3 separate regions of the Homo sapiens genome follow, and all the other regions are linked to region 3. The links are chromatin contacts, found by Hi-C or POLR2A ChIA-PET in ENCODE. All regions are on one chromosome and are shown on one strand. The core of a region is the stretch at or near the end of the contact, and the rest is flanking DNA. Distances in the headings are between cores, read along the strand shown.

Region 1 (4,111 bases), core at 345-2,844, 1.1 Mb after region 3:
AATAGTGAACAGTTTGGAATCAACTTATTTACAAAAACCTTGGGAACATTGCCAGCTTCACACCTAGATGTCGGTATTTTGTAAGTGATCTTCTTTTGGCTTTGGTTTAATTTTTTTTTTCTTTTTTTTGAGACACGGTCTTGCTTTTGCCCAGGCTGGAGTGGTGCAGTGGTGCAACCTCGACCTCCCACAGGCACGTGCCACACGCCCAGCCTTTTTTTTTTTTTTTTTGCAGTTTTTGTAGAGACGGAGTCTCCCTATATTGCCCAGGCTGGTCTTGAACTTCTGGACTCAAGCGATCCTCCTGCCTCAGCCTCCCAAAGTGCTGGGATTACAGGCATGAGCCACTGCGCCCGGCTCAGTTTAATTCTTGGGAGCACCTCTACCTTTTGTTTCTTAAAAACCCCAAATACAGACTATGAAGGATAGTTCCTAAGTATATAATGTAATTAACAGGCCATATAATCTCTCTGACCTTTTAAATATTGTATTACCCCAGGGCTCAGTGATTGGACCTCTTCTCTTTCCTATCTGCTTTCTTGATGATCTCCTTTGGCCCTGTGGCTTTCAATACTATCCACACACAGATGATTGTAACATTTATATTCTCCAGGTCAGACTTTTTCCCTGAGTCTCACAGATCCAACTACCTGCTTGACATCTCTTCTTAGTTGTCTAATGGACATCTCAATCCTAATTTGTCTAAATCTTTGCTCATGCTTTCAGTGCAACTCTCCCTCCATCCCCCCAACACACACATACTCACACATTTACCTCTACTCTTCTGGCAGCCTTCTCATCTCAATAAATGGCAACTCTGTTCTTCCAGTTGCTCAGGCCAACAACACTAAAGTCATTCTTGGTTCTTCTTTAATCACACCTCACATCAAATCTGCCAGGAAATTGTCTTGGATATTTCTGGAATCATACTTTTCATTACTCCACTGCTACCACCCTGGTCTATCATCTCTCACCCTTGCCGTCGTCTCTCACCTAGATTATTGCAGCAGCCTCCTAATTGGCCCCCTCCAGTCTACGCTCGAAAAGGAGCCAGAATTGTTAAATCCTAAGTGAGACCATGTCATGTCTTTGCTTAAAACTCTCCAGTGGGTTCCCGTCTCACCTAGAGTAAAAGCCAAACTCCTCATAATGGCCTACAAGGCTGTATACCTAACCCCTACGAGCTTTCTGACGCCATCTTGTACTACTCTCCCACCACTGACATCACTCTAACCCCACGGGCCTTCTTCCTGCAATTCCCTGACCACACAGGTCCGCCCTCTCTCTCTGCAGAGAGCTCTCTGCTGGCTGCTCTATTAGTCTTTCTTTCCTTAGACTGTTTCCTTGCTCATTTCCAGTCTTTAACTCAAATGGAGACTACACTGAGCTCCGCTTTCAAGGCAACCTCCCATTGCCTTCACCACCACCCTCTGCATCTTACCTCCTGTTTCATTTTTTCTCCTTAGCACTTACCAACACTGAACACTCCATATTCCACCTGTCTCTGTCTTCCCTTTCCTCCCTGTCCTGCCCCTTGGCAGAGGGGGAGGGTTTTACCTGTTATGTTCACTGCTGTATCTTCTGCCCCTATGATGCCTTACACGTAGCTGGAACTCAGTATTTGTTTAACAAATGAATCATACATTTAGTTAAGGTTAATGGGTGGGAGGAGTTATATAACAGATTGGAAAAATAAGAACAGACTTGTAACTGTCTTTATTTCCTGCTTTAGAAATTACTATCTTCATTTAATATTTTTCTGATTACATCTATCTACTAATCATTTCAATTAGCTCCTTCACTGAAACACAGCATTGTAATCTGTACCAAGAAAATAACACACTAGTTCTACATCTTGGCATTTAACTTCAATAAGTAAATATACTATTTTAAGTATGTAACACTTAAACATTTTCTAGAGCTCTTTCCATTTTCATTTATCTAGAAAATGTTTTCAAATGGACTGTTAAAATTCAGCTAAGAACTGATGTTGGGTCATTACGCTGGAGCTAATTAGCATTGCTTGCCTGGAGCTGCTGGTCCCCCTTCCTGCTTCCACCTTTCCTTTTTTCTGAGGTGGTTGAAAGGTCAAACCCCTGGTGAGAGGAGAGAACCAAAGCCCCACTGCGTGCCTCAGATGCAGAGTTTCACAGCGTGGTATTCACTGGGTATTCACCGACATTTCTCTAGGCCCCTTCACCTGAAGGAACTGGCCTGCTCCAATCAGTGACTTGCAGTGTGTGTGTCAGGGGCAAGGATAGAGTGAGGAAAAATGTGAAATAACAAATCACTGCCGCTCCTTGAGAATTACAGGAGCATCACCTGGCAGGATTTTTGTATCCTTATTTTCAGTATTAAACCACATACATGCACCCCACTGCCTGCATGCCTGTCCATGCCTGTCCCACTGTGGTGTTTCACAGCATTTTTTACATCATGGCAGATAGAGAAAATTAGTTGTTTGGAATTCTGGAGGCGACCAGCCTGGGAGCTCCAGCCACCTTAAGTGCTGCCCAGCTAGACACCCAGAAGGCTTCGATCAATAGCTTGAGACAAACTACTTGAGAAGCTCTGCATTAGAGAAGCAAATTCAAGTCTTGACATTTTCTCAGGGGAGTGCTCTGAAAGTGACTATATAAGCTTCTACCGACCTCAAGCAAATCACAGGCATTAGATACATTAAATTGCTGAAGTGATAGCTCTGGCTTTTTGGATATGCACAATCAAATATAGTTTTCTGTTTTATAATTTGTCAACTCCCCTTCCAGATTAACTATTTTGATCCCTTTATTACTATAACATTCTTAAATATTTAAATTTTAAGCAAATTATTCAAATGTCAAATAAAATCTTTAGATACAAACTTATGGTAACCCAAAGTGACATTCCAAGTTTATTTTACACACATTAAGAGATAAGAAACCCAGTATTTTCTAAAGCATGAGTACTCTAATTCTGAAAGAATTCTGAATATGGTATTATTTCTGCATGCATTTATACAACGCTAAAAGTGCTGCCTCAAGTTTGCAAGGAATAGAGTTTTCTACAGATTATTGTACAGCGATAATGATACACTCTTTAGCTTAGCGTACCATAGTACAAATACTGTATCATGTTGGCTATTACTAAGCACGAGACATAAACAGGCCAATCAAAATCCTTTGAGATTAAGAAGTGATAGGTGCCAATAAACATAAGTAGAAACTGAACAAGGAGCGTTGAATATTTAATGAACCCATGAAGCATAAAACAATTGATGCAAATGTTTGTCATTTTATTTTTTTTGAGACAGGGCCTCACTGTGTCGCCCAGGCTGGAGTGCAGTGGCATGACTGTGGTTCACTGCACGTGCCACCATACCCAGCTAATTTTTTATTTTTTACAGAGACAGGGTTTCACCACGTTGTCCAGGCTGGTCTCAACTCCTGGGCTCAAGCAATCTTCCTGCCCAAGCCTCCTAAAATGCTAGGATTATAGGCGTAAGCCACCATGCCTGGTTATCTGTCATTTTAAAACATTACTGTGAAGAATAATTTTGCACTGTTTTAACTGCTACTGGCTTAGTAAGTATAAAAATATTTGTCGAAAAACAAAAGATCTCAATGAAATTGTAAGTAAAATTACTTTTATTTTCATAAATAAAAAGACAACCCATTATACACTTTTAGTTGAAGTAACATGTTAGTTGTCACTGCCTAGTATGAAATCCATGTAATAGTTAACAAACAGTTACACCTCTCTATAACCTTCATGCAACTTCTATACATTTGATAATTCCCCAAAATTTCCAACATTTCAAAAAACATTATATATAATGGGATACTTTAGTCACAAAGTGTCACCTTTGCTGAGTCAACAAAATATTTATATGCTCATGTCAAAGATGCCTACTGATGTAAAGTAATACCAGTATTGCTGCATTTTACAGAAGCACTGAGCATATTACATTTTCCATTTCGTATATGGTAGTATCATCCCCAAAAATGTCAATGTGAAAATTTAGTAAGTAGATTAATAAGCACAAGTACCTAAAAGAAACAGGTCCCACAGCCACAGAGTAGAGAGCTGGCATCAAGTACTGTTTAAAGTTTTGTCAGTAAGTGGCACACAA
Region 2 (4,257 bases), core at 1,745-4,244, 1.3 Mb after region 3:
AAATGCAAAAGAAAAGCTGACAAAACTAAAGTAAGTGGCAAATTCACAGCCATAGTTTAAGTTTTACACTCCTGTATCAATAATTAATAGCAACACTACACATAAAACAATCAATACAATATAGAAGATCTGAAGACAACTATTAACCACCTTAATCACGTTGACATTGATGGACACAATGCTCAATAACTACAGAATACATATTCTTGTCTAGTGCTCACAGAACATTCACCAAGATAGACTATATTCTGGGCACAGTAAGTCTCAAAAAAATTTTAAAGTATCAAAATTTCAGAGTTTGTTTTCTAACCATGGCAGAAATAAACTGGTAATTTCCAATAAGACTAGTCATAAAAAAGATAGAAGATGCAAATGATCAATGTTTGTGTTTCATTTATCTATTCCTATGTAAGAAATCACTGCAAACTTCAGTGGCTTAAAATAACAACCATTTTATTGCTCACAGTGTTGTGAGTCAGGAATTTGTGTAGGACTCACTGAGAACAGCTCATGTCTGCTCCATGTGTTGTCAACTGGTCTCACTCATGTAGTTAGATTCAGCAAGTGCCTGATTTAGGATACACAGTCTGAGATGAATTTCTTCACGTGTCCGAAACCAAGATGCTGACTGTTGGTTCCATGTGGCCTCTCTTTCCATGTGGTCTTTCATACTGCAAGAGCTCTTTCTTCACGTGGCCACTGTCTCCAGCAGGATAGACTGGTCTTCTTTTTGTAGCTGCTCAGAGTACTGAAACATGAAAAGAAAAAAAAAAGAAAAAGGAAGAAAAACCTGTGTCTTTGAGGATACAGTCCCTGGGGTGGAATTCTAGCCCATGTATTTTGGTTTTCTCTATATTATTATCTGAGATGTTTTTATTTTTATGCTTTCATGCCACATTCCTTTTTTATTCTCGTTAGCTGTGATATAGGATAGTCTATTTATGATGAGGTCTCTTCAACTGTTTGGCTATGTGAAGTTTGTTCTTTAATAGATTGCACAGGAAGCGTTCATGGAAATAATATTCCTTAAATGACAGTTTGCAACTTTAAAAACAACATAATTCATCACCATATTAAGTTGCTCTGTAGCACAAAGTAATTGTAAGAACATGTTTTTCTTAGGACATGTTTTCTTATAGATTGAAATCTAGAAAAGTCTTTGCATGCTTTATGTTTTCATATTTGTCATGCCTTTTTTTTTTTTTTTTTTGAGACATGGTCTTGCTATGTTGCCCAGGATGGAATTGAACTTTTGAGCTCAGCGATCTTCCTGCCTCAGCCTCTGGAGTAGCTGGGACTACAGATGCCTGCCACGGCAACCTTCCCTCCTTCCTTCTTGTTTATGCTATTGGATGTGATCTAGTTGATTTTTTTTATCTCTTCTCTCCAACACATTTTCTGTCAGAATTGCAGCATGGGAAAGAAAAAGCATAGGTAGGGCACGTTTCCTACTGCTCCTTAGAGCTGTTTGAGAACTTCGAGGAAAATCTGAAAGCTCTTCCTCATTTTCGGGAGAACATAAACTTTTTTCCATGTAAAATCATTTCTGGGCTGGTTTTGGTGAATTTACACCTCAAGCCAATGGGAGAAAAGTAGCCAGACTAAGCCTCTAGACAAGAAAGTAATGATTATGTATGTTATTTTGTGTGTGGTCTCCTGGACTACGCATAATTTATGTTAGCCCTGCCTGTAGAGTTAGAGCACAAGCTTGAGTGAGGACTCAAGAACTAATGACAGAGAGAGCAGCAGAAGGAACTTTTCTTGCAAGTCCTTAACTACTGCATATTGTTTTATGCAGAAGACAACATAGAATCAACTATTTGTAGCATTTTAAGGAATCCATGTACAAAATTTTTTTTGACAGGGTCTCATTCTGTCGCCCAGGCTGGAGTGCAGTAGGGTGATCACAGCTCACTGCAGCCTCGACCTCCCTGGGCTCAGGTGATCCTCCCACCTCATCCTCCCGAGTAGCTGGGACTAGAGGCATGCATCATCACCCCAGCTTATTTTTTTTTATTTTTATTTTGTAGGGACGGGGTTTCATCATGTTGACTAGGCTGGTTTCGAACTCCTGAGCTCAAACTTTCCGCCTGCCTCGGCCTCCCAAAGGGCTGGGATTACAGGCATGAGCCACCGCGCCCGGCCTCAAACTCTTACCAGACCCTTTAATTTCCTCTCCGATACTCCGATTCTACTCAAACTGTTCACCTACACAGAGGAAACTCAGTGATTCCTGGGGGAGCCTATGCTATATTTGTGCATCCTCATTTGTGGACAAAATTCTTTCTTGCTGTGACTTGAAAGCAGCCTCCCTTTACCTTTCACTTATTAGTCCTAGTTCTGTTCTCTGCTGCTAAGAAAAAGGGTCTGATCCTTCTTTCACTGATCAGCCCTCCAAATATTGGAGAAGCACACTGCGTTTCCATGGGCCTGCAGTCCTTTTCCGGGATCATCTTCCCTAGAACCCCTCAACTGTCTCTCATTTCACACGGTTTAACCATCTTACCTTTAACCCATATTTCATTTGTTTGTCTCAATGTCCCTCATGAAAGTTGACCCAGACGGGTCCGCAGAACAACTTTTGCTGAGAAGGCAAAGGAAATTCTCGCCCAAATTGTGGAGAAGGCAGTCGAACCAATTAAACCTAAAGCTAAAACTGTAATAGAAAAGAACTTTCAAGCTCGCAATGAAAAGGCTATGCATGGATTTATCTCATCACAGCCACTAGCCACACCTCCACTCGTGCAGTGCGCCTGCGAGCCGAGCAGAAACCAATGGCCCATCGTAGTGAATTTCTCGGGTAAAGTGACATTCTCCGCTTTTGAATGCTCCCTTCGCCCAGCCGCCAACCCCTCGCCCCAATTTCCATTTTAAATGAAAGTCTCCCACTTTCTAGCTGAGACAGACAAAAATAAAACTCGGGCAAAACCAATCGCAGAGAGGCAGCTCACTGTCACTTCCTGGGTCACTTCCAGAAGTCACTTCCGGGGTCGAGGCGAGGCCAACGATACGCCTGCTGCAGCAGGAGGAGTTACGAGCCGGGCCGCGCGCTGCCTAAATACCTAAACCAGGTTTAGCGCCTGCTCATATAAAGCTCTCCTAACTCGTCTTCCGGTGGGAATTTCTTCACGTGGGCCGGAGTCGGAGACTGAGTTTAGCTTTACTGAGGAGCTCTAAATTTAGGCGGGTAAGTGCCGCAGATATCGCCCGTGGTTCCTGCGTTTAAATGGAACGGGAAGGGGTGTGTCAGGATTCATCCATGTTCTCCTGATATTTCCTCCTAATACCTGAAACCCTTGGGGTCTGAAAACGAAAGAAGGGGATAGAGAAGCTTTGGTTGCCGTGGCAACTGCGGGTCACCAATTTGGGTTTTTGAGGATTTGGAAAGGGAGGATTTGTGTAACTACTCCTGAAAACACGTGATGGGTCGGATTCAAATTCAGTTGTTACTTATAATTCATACTCCTAGCCACATGCTTTGAATTTAGAAGGTTTACTCTGGGTATAATGCAGAGATGCAAAATCTGAGCCAGGGTAATTGTTTAGAAAGCTGATGCGGTAATCTAGGCACTGTTTGAAGGGGTCTTGAACTAGAGTAGTGCTGTAGGATTGAAGAGGGGAAATAGGGGAAATTTGGAGGTAGTATCAGGGGCACTAATACTCGATTTCATATGGGTAATGAGGAAGGGGCCCTGAGCATCTTTAGGAGTAAGTCTAAACTCACCTTGGCTTATGATGATTTTTCTAGGTTCGTTTCTCACCTTCCGCACCCCTCCTCCACACGCACCTCGAATTCTAGTCATGCCAAGTAGTTTGGTGTTCTATTTCCTAGACTATCGTCCTCACCATTTTTTGTGATGTTAGGCAGGTTCCATCATTTCACTAAGCCCCTCAGTTTTTTCAACCTTCACATGGAAGAAAGTAATAGTACCCACCTCAGGATTGCTGTGGGGATTAAATTAGATAATTTATACTTCTAGTGCATAGTAAGGGCCTAATAAATATTAGCTGCTACTTCTATTCTTACTGTACTTTTCATATTGTTTTGTTATTATACGTTTTGCTGTTTCTTCGTCTAGACTTGAGATTTTTTAAATTAGAGGGGCAGTATCTTATTTATCTTTACATGGACTTGAAACATTAGTGGTTCGGTCTTTAATGGATCATTCATTTTGGCTGTTGCTGACATAGTTAAATTCATTTTTTACTTTAAAAGAGCTGACAGGTATAATGCATTTTGCTAATCAAATTATATTT
Region 3 (3,804 bases), core at 35-2,534:
CGCCTCGGCCTCCCAAAGTGCTGGGATTACAGGCGTGAGCCACTGCGCCCGGGCGAGAACGTTAAATTCTAGTTGAATTAACCGTAATTTAGTATTTCCAGATACAGTATCTGGGATGGTGCAATAGGGAGTTCGATGGAGATTCTGGTAAGGGATATGGTGGGCTAAGAAAGAATTGTCTGTTCTTGATACTAGATAAACCCAGGGGATTTACCCCACTTCAGGTTCTAGAATCATGTATAAAGGCAGAGAAAAGTGATTCTGAGTGAACTTGCACTGACAACTTACTAGAACAAAGCTTCCTGGAGTTAGGGTTCCCGCAGTATGTGTCTCTCTGGAAGGTGGAATAAAAGCCTGAACCCGCTCTGCTACTCTTTGGAAGGCAGCCCTGCCATTTCCCTAGGCCTTGGCCTCCCTCCCTGGAAAAGGATGGTATCCACCGGCTCCCCGTATCGGAGGCTGTTTGCAGGGTGTTCCCAGCACCCCCCAGGGAAGCTCCTCAGAATGCTGCCTGACACATTTTTACAAAATTTATTTTTATTGTGGTAAAACATACACAACATAAAAGTTATCCCTTTATCCAGTTTGCGGTGTACGTTTGTTAACCTTACAGCAAGTAACACATGAGTTTTAAATTAGAATTTGGACAACGGCAAATGAGATGAAAGGCGAACAATCCGAAAGCCGGATCACTGAGGAGCTCTGGGAACGCGCCGCGAGCTGAAGCCACACGGGGAACTCCATTTTGTCGGGACAGGGTCGGTCCTGGCCGCCTCCAGGGAGTCGGGTAGTTTCCGCGGCGTGGCCCGGGCCTCCCCTGAAGTCCGTCCGCCTCTCTCCGCCTGGCCCAGCGGCGCGGCCGCCGGAGGACTCTGTCCACGCGCCCAACGTCGGGCGCCCTGTTCTGAAGGCAAAGGGTCCCCTGCCTCGCACGACTCGGAGCCGCCGAGGAGGTGACGGCGGCAGCCCTGGGGCGGCTCGGTGCCATTCACTACCATCCTGTTTTCCTGAGGCGCGGCCTTCCAATTGCCCCGGCTCCGCTAGGAGGCGCGCGCTCCAGCCGCTCCGCCGCGCGGCCCCGACCGCACTTCAGTCCGGGGCGAAGAAAGAAAAGGCGGCCGGCTCCCGCCGCTCCCCGTCTACCCAGCCGGGCCCGCGCAGGCGCGCGCAGCTCCCGTTCCCGCGGCCGCCCCTCCCCCAGGCCGCCGGGCGCGCCGCGGGCGGGGTCGGCGCGGGGGGCGGAGCCGGCACGGGCTCGGCTGGGGCCCGACCCGGGATTAGTTGGTTTCGGAGCGGAGGAGGGAGCCCCGACCGTCACGAGCGTCGAAGAGACAAAGCCGCGTCAGGGGGCCCGGCCGGGGCGGGGGAGCCCGGGGCTTGTTGGTGCCCCAGCCCGCGCGGAGGGCCCTTCGGACCCGCGCGCCGCCGCTGCCGCCGCCGCCGCCTCGCAACAGGTCCGGGCGGCCTCGCTCTCCGCTCCCCTCCCCCGCATCCGCGACCCTCCGGGGCACCTCAGCTCGGCCGGGGCCGCAGTCTGGCCACCCGCTTCCATGCGGTTCGGGTCCAAGATGATGCCGGTAAGTGGGCGAGCGGCCAGGGCGTCGGGCCCGGAAGTGTGCGGGGTCGCGTGCCGGGGGCTGGTCCGCGCCCTCGGGCGCGTCGGGGAAGGAGCCTGGGGGCCGCAGCCCGCGCGGAGGGGCCGGGGCTTTCCGAGCTTCGAGCGGGTTTCAGGAAGGGGAGGCTCCATCCTCTGGGCTCTGCGCCCACAGCCGTCGTGGGGGCGCGGCGAGACCCTAACCTCGAGGCGGGTTCCTCCAGCTGCTCCGGAGTCAGGCGAGCCGCCCGCGAGCCCAGCAGCCACTCAAACTTTTCGTCTTTCACTGGGTCTTGACTTTTTTGCAGTTCTTGAAGGTCAAGAATACGGGAACCGGGGACCTTGTTCTTTGCTGTGTCTTTTTACTTTTTACTGGAGTGAAACATACGTTACTGGAACGGGTACCTTTGCTTTGTTTTTAATTGAATTTCGATCTTGATATCCACAGTAGCAGCTAAGTCACCCTTACCTCTTTGTGGAAAGGGGTTTTGGTAAATGCAATCTCGGAAGTTTTAGATTGCAGGAAAGCGTACGTGCCTGGCTCCCTTCGTTTCCCACAGCTTTTAGCAAGACCTCCGGAGAGGATTAGTGCCTTCTTTAGGAGCTCCGCAGGCTTTTGACACGGCCACCAGGCCACAGATGAACAGCAGGTTTGAGACATTTCAGAAATGTCTCTGTCATTCAGCGATCGCGGAATGGAGGTTTGCGGTGTGTTGCGGTGGCTTCTGCAGACTTCAGTAGCGAGTTTCTTCGTGGAAGTTGTATTTGCACCTCTCCCACTGAAGTGGGGACATCTTGCAGGCATCCTATGCTTGTGGCTCCATTTGTTCAGACAAAGAAACAAAAAGCTTTTACTTTTATGAAGTCTGTGGAATGGAGTGATGACAAAGTTTGCAGTCATACATACAGAGTATAATATGCTGTTCCCTGGCCCCCTGCTTGTGTCATGGAGGGCGTCCCAAACTCTCACTGGGTCGACTTAACAATTCACTAGAATTAGTAATTGGGTTTAGAGGGTTTGGGATATTTTGTCCTGCCAGGATTCAAGGAATTTGAAAGTATTAATAGCATTATGCATCTTATTTTAGTTTAATGCCTGGTTATGAAATCAGGTTTGTAGTGTGAATACCCAATATTGAAATAATGGACCATAGATAAGGGTGATGGATTTTGCTGTTAAGATTTTTATTTCCTGGATTTACATTTCTTTGTGTTGAAGTAACTTGTACGGATTGTCTGTGAATTTTTCCTAACAGTAGGAGCAAGAGAAACACGTATCAGTTGTTGCTATATGGTTTCTTCCTTGTTTTTTGTCAAGGTATCCTTTGGAGATACCCTACCAAGGTATCCGTTGTGTAGCCGAATTCATAAAACGTTATGTGGCTCTTGAGACTATATTCAATTTAGCAGTATGGTTCTTCTGATTGCCTTTCTGATGTCAGAATACAATCCTAACACAGACTCAGTGTGGTATGATGGCACTTACACCAGCTTTGAAGTCAGACTAACACTTCAGTATTGCTCAGCTACTACCTTTAGTGACGTAGCCACTTAAAAAAAACTTGTCCCTCAGTTTCATCATCTGTAAAATGGGGATAATAGTACTCAGCTCTTAGGGTGGTTTGAGGATTAGAGTTATGTTTATGAAGGAAGTGTGATTAGTACAGTGTCTAGCTTGCAATAGGCGGTAGATAAACGCCTCTGAATTTCCAATGTTGGTTAAAGTGGAGATTCTCAGATTTGTGATATATAAAAATATGAAATAATTTTTCATTTAGTAGACTCATGTTATATGTGTCTTTATACTGTAATATTTTGGATATTTGAAAATAAAACTTTTATTAAGTATATTTCTCATCTTTGGCTTTTCATATGCTTGGATTTTTATTCCAACATAAATGTAATTTTGTTACATTGCTTTGGAAAATTCTAACCAATTTATCAGGAAAAGCCATTTAGTGTAAAAAAATGGATAGTCTCAGAATGTAGACAATTGCCTTGATGTACTTTTATTGTGGTAAAATATACATAAAATAAAATATGCCATTTTAACTATATTTAAGTGTACAGTTCTGTGGCATTAGGTACAACCCTTGATTTGCTTTTAAAGGCATTCTGAAGATAATGGTTTACTATTTAGACTGCATTATATTAAAAATGTGCAAATAGGCCAGGAGCGGTGGCTCATGCCTGTAATCTCAGCACTTTGG

The links. A loop is a pair of places that touch in the nucleus more often than their neighbours do. ChIA-PET counts read pairs that join two places held with the same protein, here RNA polymerase II (POLR2A). Pooled maps may share reads with other maps.
Region 1: a loop to region 3 is called in a map with no recorded cell type, with 4 times the contacts of the local background. The contact joins the promoter of FAM177B here to the promoter of TP53BP2 in region 3. A Hi-C loop is called at or near these places in 3 of 37 single-sample maps with no recorded cell type and 3 of 50 pooled maps.
Region 2: a loop to region 3 is called in a map of CD8-positive, alpha-beta T cell, with 4 times the contacts of the local background. The contact joins the promoter of TAF1A-AS1 here to the promoter of TP53BP2 in region 3. A Hi-C loop is called at or near these places in 1 of 168 maps with a recorded cell type or tissue (CD8-positive, alpha-beta T cell) and 7 of 50 pooled maps. POLR2A ChIA-PET finds 5 or more read pairs at or near these places in 2 of 52 experiments (CD4-positive, alpha-beta T cell and K562).

What each region holds. Positions count from the first base shown.
Region 1 is chr1:222,734,685-222,738,795 of GRCh38, reverse strand. It overlaps FAM177B (family with sequence similarity 177 member B), which reads right to left and starts at 1,594. Exons shown (of 6, transcript NM_001394345.1): 1 at 1,474-1,594; 2 at 775-892. BROX (BRO1 domain and CAAX motif containing) reads right to left here. Exons shown (of 13, transcript NM_144695.4): 13 at 3,609-4,111. RefSeq lists an enhancer at 1,811-2,352.
Region 2 is chr1:222,588,657-222,592,913 of GRCh38, reverse strand. TAF1A-AS1 (TAF1A antisense RNA 1) reads right to left here and starts at 2,994. Exons shown (of 3, transcript NR_110613.1): 1 at 2,952-2,994; 2 at 2,507-2,656; 3 at 281-748. It overlaps TAF1A (TATA-box binding protein associated factor, RNA polymerase I subunit A), which reads left to right and starts at 2,981. Exons shown (of 11, transcript NM_005681.4): 1 at 2,981-3,187. RefSeq lists enhancers at 1,948-2,480, 2,481-3,014.
Region 3 is chr1:223,843,427-223,847,230 of GRCh38, reverse strand. TP53BP2 (tumor protein p53 binding protein 2) reads left to right here and starts at 1,284. Exons shown (of 18, transcript NM_001031685.3): 1 at 1,284-1,577. The coding sequence starts at 1,551. RefSeq lists a silencer at 1,147-1,456.